Linked DNA regions of Homo sapiens: region 2 is linked to region 1. A link is an interaction called in ENCODE POLR2A ChIA-PET data of the cell type or tissue named here. Cell type or tissue: OCI-LY7. All regions are shown on one strand. Links, peaks and the distances in the headings refer to the core of each region. The heading gives the core; the rest is flanking DNA. Region 1 has its middle 11 kb from the start of SIRT5. Region 2 overlaps GFOD1 (Gfo/Idh/MocA-like oxidoreductase domain containing 1).

Region 1 (4,392 bases), core at 157-4,156:
CCAGTCTCATTAAAAAAAAAAAAAAGTTTCTAGATAGCAACTCTATTCATAATCTCCCCCAAATGGAAACAACCAAATGTCCATCAGTAGGGGAATGGATGAGCAAATGGTAGTACATCATACAACATAATACTATTCAATAAAAAGCAATGGACTACATGAAACAATTTGGATGAATCTCAAAGACACCATGCAGACATAAAAGGCTACCTACTATATATTTCAATTTATATAACATTCTAGAAAAGGTAAACTCTAGGGATGGACAACAAATCAACAGTTGCCAGAAGTTAGGAGTGGGAAGGGGTGTGATTATAGACAGCAGAAGGGAGTTCTTTGGGGTGATTAAAATTGTCTGTATCCTCGTTGTCATAATGGTACACAAATTTATGCACATGCCAAAATCCACTGAACTGTACACTAAAACAAAACAAAAATGTGACTTAATTGTGATGGTTGGACAACTTTTTAAATTTACTGAAACTCACTGAATTGTTCAACTACAATGCGTGAATTTTATGATAAGTAAATTACACCAGGAGGAGTAGGGGATGAAGAGATAGAGAATGGCTAAAGTGGGTTCATTATACTATTCCTTCTACTTTTGTATATGTTTCAAAATGTTCATATTAAACACTTAACAGCTGGGCACAGTGATTCCTGCCTGTAACTCCAGCACTTTGGGAGGCTGAATGGGGAGCCCAGGAGTTCAAGACCAGCCTGGACAACATAGGGAGACATTGTCTCTACAGAAAATTTTAAAAATTAGCTGGGTGCGATGGTATGTGCCTGTAGTCCCAGCCATACGGGAGGCTGAGGTGGGAGGATCGCTTGAGCTGGAAGGTTGAGGCTACAGTGAGCCTTGGTCTTGCTACTGCACTCCAGCCTGGGTGACAGACTGAGACCCTGTCTCTAAATAAATAAATAAATAACAACAACAACAAAAGGAGGCTAGGTATCTCAGAGTCACTGAGGCCAGGTCTAGGACCACCTGCCAGGAGCAATGCTCAAAATTCCACTGCAGAACTGCTGCAGAAGGAACACCTCAGTAGCAACTACCAGGATCAGATCTGAGCTTGAACCATGGATGCTGCGCATTGTGGATATGGAGGTTACCCCAGGCACACTCTCTCTGCTGCCCGAGAAGTTGAATTTCTGAATCCTCTGCCATTGTCAGTGAGTTATTTTTGGTCCCTTCTTTTCGTCATTTTTCTAAGTCAGGGTGGGTGCCTCTGCAGAACATCAGTCCTGCAGCTGTTACCTGGGAAAGCAAGCGTCTTGCATTTTCACCTTCTGGAGTGGAAGACTGACTCTGCTTCCCACCAGAACTCACAAGGTGGGAGAATTCCCCAAACATGGGAAAGAGGTACAGGTACTGAGCAGCCAAAAAGAAGGACAATGCCCACTGCAATACCAAGTACAACCTTCTTACAAGTGTTGCCTTATATTGGCCTCTTTGGGTCTGGAAATGCTTCATATTACAGCAGCAGACTTACATGTTTTCCGAAACATGAGGATGAGTGACCAGGTATCCACTTGCCTGTGCGTCTCTTCTTTCACATACTCCACTACAGTTTCTAGACAGACCCTTACACACTCTAACCCTGTTAGCGTTTTCTGCTCCAGCATGCTTCATAACACAAGCTTTTCTTTCTGCCTCCTTGGCCAATAAAGGCCAAAGGCAACGAGCAGAGCTCAGGCTTTTTGACACTTTATAAAGACAGCTTTGAATCACAGATCACATCCTTACAGTACACCCAGAGGGAAGTGAGTAAAAGGCAAGTTTGCAGGTGTCCTTTACTTTGATGTATTTGTCCCTTGGCAAAAGTTCCGTGGTGGAGGAAGGATATCCTTCATCGTCTTACATTTCACTGAATGCCAAAATGGTACCTATGCAGCTCATTTCCACCATGGCAGCTGGCTACCATGCTTCACTTAGGCTATCCATATATTATTGAAGGAGAGATTTTTATAGCACACTATAGGTCCTAAGTGCTTTCACATCATTAGTAAGATATTTTTCCCTGAATCTTCAGGTCAATGTTAACATCTTTTGTTTTAAGTGCAACTACTTGGACACACAGGTTATGTGATGGGCCTAAGGTTAGGGAGTGAGGCACTGTCAAATCTGAGATTGTGTGATCTCAACATTGTATCATTCATTGGTAGAAGGCTGCAATAAATCCAGGCCACTTTAAAAGTCAAAAGCAAGAGAAGAATTAACTAAGTGCTGAGCTGATTCTTTTGGAAGCTTGGCTTAGGGAAGTGCTGGCTTGAGAAGGGTCTTAAACCTTGCTGCTGTAAGACTTCTAAATCAATCCAGCTCAGCGCCTTAACCACAGACACTAAAACTGTCACTAGAGACATCTCTCCCTGGGTTTTTACATATTCACACTCATGTTCCAACATGACCTTCTTAGGGGTTAATGGAAGAGGTGGTTTAGACCCAAAGTCACTAAACTTGATATAAAGAAAATATTTACCTAAATAAAGCAGTCATTTCTTGGCTGTTAGCCAAGCTATCAGTTATTCACAGTTGCTAGCTAATATTTTATTATTCTTTTCTTCATAGTCAGTTTAAAATATATTTTACAAAAATACTACACTTTTTTTTTCTTTTTCTTTTTCTTTTTGAGACAGAGTCTTGCTCTGTCGTCAGGCTGGAGCTGGAGTGCAGTGGTGCGATCTCGGCTCACTGCAACCTCCACCTCCTGGGTTCAAGCGATCCTCCTGCTTCAGCCTTCCAAGTAGTTGGGACTACAGGCACGTGCCATCATGTCCAGCTAATTTTTGTATTTTTAGTAGAGACGGGGTTTCACCATGTTGGCCAGAATGGTCTTGATCTCTTGACCTCATGATCTGCCTGCCTTGGCCTCCCAAAGTGCTGGGATTACAGGTGTGAGCCACTGCACCCGGCCAATAGTCCACCTTTTTTAGGACTCTCAGTCAAGGAAAGGTTAAAAGCACTGAAGTGAATCCTAGGGCATTGCCATGCAAAATCAATAGTTGCTACCTCTGGGCTTTAGCACCAGAAGACTGCTTGTCTTTCAATTTTTAATTTTACCTTCCTCAAAAAGGCTGAAGGAAAGCTCTAGAAGGGAATTCAAATTCAGTTCTCCTTGCATTCTAGAAAACCCTACAATTAAGCAATAGTAATCTAAAGAGAGAATCCAAGAGAGTCAATCATTCTTCAGCCTAGTAGAAAAAGCTTCTACCTAAATGGACTTTTTTGTTCACTCTTGCATTCTATCATCTCAGCATCAACTAATTTTCTGAGCTCTTCACTGTCAGCTATTTATTTCTGAGGCAGCATAATGCAATATTGTAGAGAAGGCAAGTATTTAGGTATTTGACCCGGACCAGGTAGGAATGGAGCCTGTTGAGTGTGGAGTAACAAAACCCACCGGCTAAACTATTGAAATGTCATTTCCAAATCGGCCATTGAGTAATCCTGCTGCTAGCTCAAAAAGAAAACGAGTGACTTTTGGGCCTGCCACATGTCAGTGTTCAGGTCACCAAAGGTCAGCAGAGGCGAATGTTGGAAAGAACACTTAGCTGGAAGTTCAGGCGGAACACAGCGAACCAAGCTCACTGGCACATTTCCTGTTTGGTTAAATTGGGGGAGATTGGGTATATCATTTTCAAGCTTTTTTTTTTAAGATGCAGAATATTTTCTTCAAATGAACCCTTCACACAAATCTGATGGGCAGGATGTTCCACATTTAATGACGTATGTAAACAGAAATGATTACAAAACAGAAGCCATGCAACATTAGCAATACAAGCTGAAGATTCCTTCTTTTAGGGGCTACGTTTAGCATGCAATGAAGCTGACATAGCTTCATTTAATTAGGCCATATAAGCGTTTTCCCTTTGACAAAATATTAAACTGGGAGGTGGTTGGAAATTGTGTTTTTCTTCAGGCCAAATAAGCAAAACAAAAACAAACACTTCCGATTTTTTAAAATTTTGTATACACTTTTGAGAACATTTTTTTTTTTTTTGAGACCGAGTTTCCCTTTTGTTGCCCAGGCTGGAGTGCAGTGGCGCGATCTCGGTTCACTGCAACCTCTGCCTCCTGGGTTCAAGCGATTCTCCTGCCTCAGCCTCTCCCGAGTATAGGATTACAGGCGCGTGCCACCACGCCTGGCTAATTTTTGTGTTTTTAGTAGAGACGGGGTTTAGCCATGTTGGCCAGGCTGGTTTCGAATTCCTAACCTCAGGTGATCCGCTCACCTTGGCCTCCTAAAGTACTGGGATTACAGGCGTGAGCCACCGCGCCCGGCTGAGAGCATATCTTAATAATAACAAACATTTATGGAAGACTTAATAGGTGTCAACCACTGTGCTAAGCATTTTACATATTGCTTTAATCAGAGCTCGTGTTGCAAG
Region 2 (4,392 bases), core at 252-4,251, 200 kb after region 1:
CCTGTGTAGGCAAAATCTGAGAATGAACAGCCCAATCAGTTGCATCCTTCATTGTCCTCCCTAGGGTCAATATTCTTTGAAGCCCAGGCTACTCATAGGTGCAAGTGTGGTGTGTCCAAACACGAGGGGAATGCTGGGCATTTTCTAGAACAGAGAAGTAAGTACTGCCTTCCTGGAAAGAGTCGCCCTGCTTCCCGAGGCTTTGCTACAGCACTGCAGGGTGGGTAAGCTGAAATTCCATGCGTGGTTTGTTGTGGTCCCTGACCTGTTGCTGACAGACTTCATGGTCAGCATTCCAGCTCTTGCAGCTATCAGTTCCAAACCAGAGATTTGCTGGAATGGAAGTCTCCCAATAATAGTTTGAACAGAGGCCCATGTCATGGACTGCTTTGGTTCACATTCTTCTTCTTTTTTTTTTTTTTTTTTTGAAATGGAGTCTCGCTCTGTCACCCAAGCTGGAGTGCAGTGGTGTGATCTCAGCTCACTGCAACCTCTGCCTCCCAGGTTCAAGCGATTCTCCTGTCTCAGCCTCCCGAGCAGCAGGGACTACGGGTGGCTGCCACCACAGCCGGCTAATTTTTTGTATTTTTAGTAGAGACGGGGTTTCACTGTATTAGCCAGCATGGTCTCGATCTCCTGACCTCTTGATCCACCTGCCTTGGCCTTGCAAAGTGCTGGGGTTGCAGGCGTGAGCCACCACACCCAGCTGATTCTGGTTCTTCTAAATTGCTCCCTGGGAAAGTAGTTTTTGGGGAAACATTGGAATTATTATTATTATTATTTTCTAGCTAGCCTGAAGGGCTCCGATTAAGGATGAAGGGAAAGTAAACAAAATGATTCAATGGGTTTCATTTTTCTAAGTCATTCATAACCTAAATAGGGATATTCCTGGGGTTTCAATTGTATGTTTCTGTACTAAACCATAATACTCGCGAAATCTTTTCCCAAAACTTCGGGTTTTGGAGAGAGGTCCCCACAAAGGCCTCTAAGCTCTGTAATACATATTTAATGTCTAAAACAAAAAATCTCATTTGAAGCTGGGGTATTAGAAAGAACATATATTCTTTAAAAGAGGCATGAAAAAATATTTTAGTGTGTGTACTCAAATTTTATCTACTGAAATGCATGTAGTAGGTAGGTGAAGGAACAAGAGAAAGAAAAGAACTGGATAGTTCATTTTCTTTAAATATAAACTGTAGCAAATGGGTTTGAGATACTCCTTTAGTGCTCCATTTGCCCTTATCCCACCACATGCAAAGACTTGATTTGGGGTAGCTATATGAAGCTGAAATCTCTAGCCTTCAACAGTGTTCTGCAGAAGGACTTTGTTTCAGCCCAGCACCGTTCATCATGCCTTTAGGGGTCTGGGTACCCACAGCTGACTTTGACCTAGGACTAAAACCCAGCAATCTTTTGGCTCCTTTCTGCTTTGTTTAATGTGTTTCAAGGGCCTCGATGCAAGGAGGCAGTGCTTTAAGAGTCTTCCCATTTAGTTCCTGCATGCCTGTTTCGTTCCCATCAATGTGCGAATGGCCTAGATTCCAAGTTATGAGGGAGGGTGTGGGTCAGGGTTCTTACCTGGTATTTAAAAAATGTTTGGGAGTGCCCTGGGCCTATTTGAAAAGTTTGAATCTGTGATCACTGTCAGCTCCTCCAAGACTTCTCCTCTCAACAGACAATTGCATTGTAGGGCACCCCAGACCCCCCTTAGCCTACATGGCAGCAAATACCACTGTGCCAGTTATATCTGGACTCTAGGGTAGTCTTGGCCAACTCCAAGACTGGCCAACTCCAAGACTTGTCCACTGTGTGCAGAGTATTTTAAGTATGTTATCTCATACAATCCATAAAAACAACCCTATAGTGTTGGGTATTGCTATTTCTTTTATACACATGAGAAAATGGAGGCAGTAAGAGGAAGAGGAACTTGTTCAAAGTCACACAACTGTTAGGCAGAAATGAGGTCATTCAAATCCTTAATCTTCTCCTCCAGACCACACTGCCTCCCAGGAAGAGATGTGGGCACCTCCTGTTCTTGCCAGGCAGGAAACCGCTCCTTATCAATGTCTACGGGGTCTGCTCTCACACCCAGGAAGGACTGTGACAAGCATGGACTAACCTGCGGCTCCACTCAGCCTGCTGTCAGCACCCTCCTGTTCAGCAGGATGCAACATCTGATGTTCTGCCAGGAGGCTGTAGAGCTGCACATAGAAGTAGCCAGTGTTTCTTCCCATTCCAAAATGGAAATATCACTCAGCCTTTTTTAAAATTGACTTCCTATGTTCATTTTGATTGTAGGTGATGCAGCAAGCCTCAGGGCTGGGGATTTTCAAAATCTTGTTGGCTGACTATTATAGATGGCCTTGGAATTTGCTCTTGGGGGTCTGAATATAACGTAGGAAAATGTCCTTTCTCAGGGAGTGGGGCTTTAAAGTTCGTTTGTTTGTCACTCCAATTTTAGCTGTGCACTGCACCTTTCTTTGCACCCCTACTCTCTTCATCTTGTCTCATAGCCACAGCTATTGAATTTGGCCTGTGATCATAAGTTGGGTTTCTGATCTGATCTCTTGCATTCTGGTGGGTACTGGGGGCAGAATCAGCTTTGTTAATGATTTTCTGGGCAGAAGGTAAATTCAGCTGCATCTGAAGGGGCTTCACAGTCCAATAGCCGTCCTTTTGTTTTACATAACAGAGAGTGATGGTCAAGGCCACCCACATCTTTAGTGGTAGAGCCAGGACAAAAAGTCAGGTTTTCTGCCTCTTAAGTCTCATGCTGCCTCACATAGCACCTCCAGAGCTCTAGGGAAAGGAGGCTCAGAGAGATGAAGTGACTTGTCTGAAGTCCTGTGGCTAGTGGCAGAGAAGTTGGAATTAGACCTGCATTGGACCTCAATTCGCTGAGCAGTTGCAGGGAAATCTGGAAATCCTTTTTTTTTTTTTTTTGAGACAGAGTCTTACTCTGTCACCCAGGCTGGAGTGCAATGGCGTGATCTCAGCTCACTGCAACACCGCCTCCCGGGTTCAAGCGATTCTCCTGCCTCAGCCTCCTGAGTAGCTGGGATTACAGACGCACGCCACCATGCCCGGCTAATTTTTGTATTTTTAGTAGAGACAAGGTTTCCCCATATTGGTCAGGCTGGTCTTGAACTCCTGACCTTGTGATCCGCCCGCCTTGACCTCCCAAAGTGCTGGGATGACAGGCGTGATCCACCGTGCCCAGCCGGGAAATCCATTTTTTAAAATAAATTCAATTATGTCTTGAATGTACTCAGAAAACGAGCTGTTTAAAATGTCCCATTGTGACTGTAATGTGAACAATGACCTCTAACTTGTATTTTATTTGGCAAGGATGGGGGATGTGCATCAAATCTTCACCTCTGGGATTTCCTGAGGCTTGGTCTACTTGGCTCACCCTCCACCTGCATCCCCACCCCACTCCTAGATATTAATACAAATCTAGCCTTGACACCGCCTACTGCTCCACCACCGCCTACGTTTTTGGCCATCAGAGCCTTGGAGTTTACAGAGCAGAGGCCATGACATTGGGGAGCTTGTTTAAAAATCAATGATCAGAACCCCACATTTTAGTTTCCTTTTGGGGAGAAAGAGGAGGGCCGTGGAAGAAAAGGGGTGTGCAGCTGGAGCGTTATTATGTCTTTCTCAGCGGCAGGCATGCCCGCCTCTCCACCTTCTCCCCGCCAGGCACAGGAGCCAGCAGCTGGAGCGTGCTCTGAGTTTCAGGGGACCCCCCACCCAGACTGACTGGGGCTTCTGGGACTTCTCATAGGAAGAGTCAAGACCTCCTGCGCTTCTTTAAAAGGTGATGGGCTCAGTGTTCCCAGTGGCATCTGGAGGTGAAGCCGGTACTGTCTCAGGAGTGGAAGGCAATGGCCCACTGGCCTTTTTCTCCCCCACGTCACAGTCCCCATTTGCTGGAGCCCTTGAGGGGGCCACCGAAACTGTGGCTCTCATTCAGCCTCCCAAAGTGTTGCACTACTGAATACTCCTTTCTGTTTACACCAGCAGTGAATAGAGTCATGAAAAGAACATATTATATGCAATGGCTTGATGCTTAGTGTGGCAATCAAAAGCTTGCCTGGGCAGATGTAGGCAGGGGCTAGACAATAGTCATGGAGTTGTCACCAGGTCACTGTCTCTCTCCTTCCCCTTCCAGGTCTCTACTGTCCCCTGCAGCCACCACAAGGGCTAAGCTGTTGAATGAGCCCCTTGGTTTTTCCTTATAAACGCAATGACTTACTTGTGATTCTTGGTCTAATCCCAGGCTAAGAAACAAAACAAAAGCTTGTGATCTGACCCATTCCTTTGCTGCCTTCCTTCTCTTTCAGGCACCTGGACGTATTTAGTATTCTGCCCTGTGCCTTGCCCAGGGGA

What was found. ChIA-PET counts read pairs that join two places held together with the same protein. Peaks named below come from ENCODE experiments on the same cell type or tissue, not always from the same donor. Only the 100,000 strongest peaks of a DNase experiment are listed, where the experiment ranks them.
Region 2: POLR2A ChIA-PET joins it to region 1 with 5 read pairs; 12 of 35 experiments call an interaction of 5 or more read pairs at or near these places.

What each region holds. Positions count from the first base shown.
Region 1 is chr6:13,561,170-13,565,561 of GRCh38, reverse strand. No RefSeq gene overlaps it. Among named protein-coding and RNA genes, the nearest start is that of SIRT5, 11 kb to the left of the region's middle. In OCI-LY7, for the core only: no CTCF peak of the experiment used is centred there; a DNase peak (open chromatin) is centred at 1,791.
Region 2 is chr6:13,358,497-13,362,888 of GRCh38, reverse strand. GFOD1 (Gfo/Idh/MocA-like oxidoreductase domain containing 1) reads left to right here. Exons shown (of 2, transcript NM_018988.4): 2 at 1-4,392. Among named protein-coding and RNA genes, the nearest start is that of TBC1D7-LOC100130357, 32 kb to the right of the region's middle. In OCI-LY7, for the core only: a CTCF peak has its summit at 4,248; no DNase peak of the experiment used is centred there.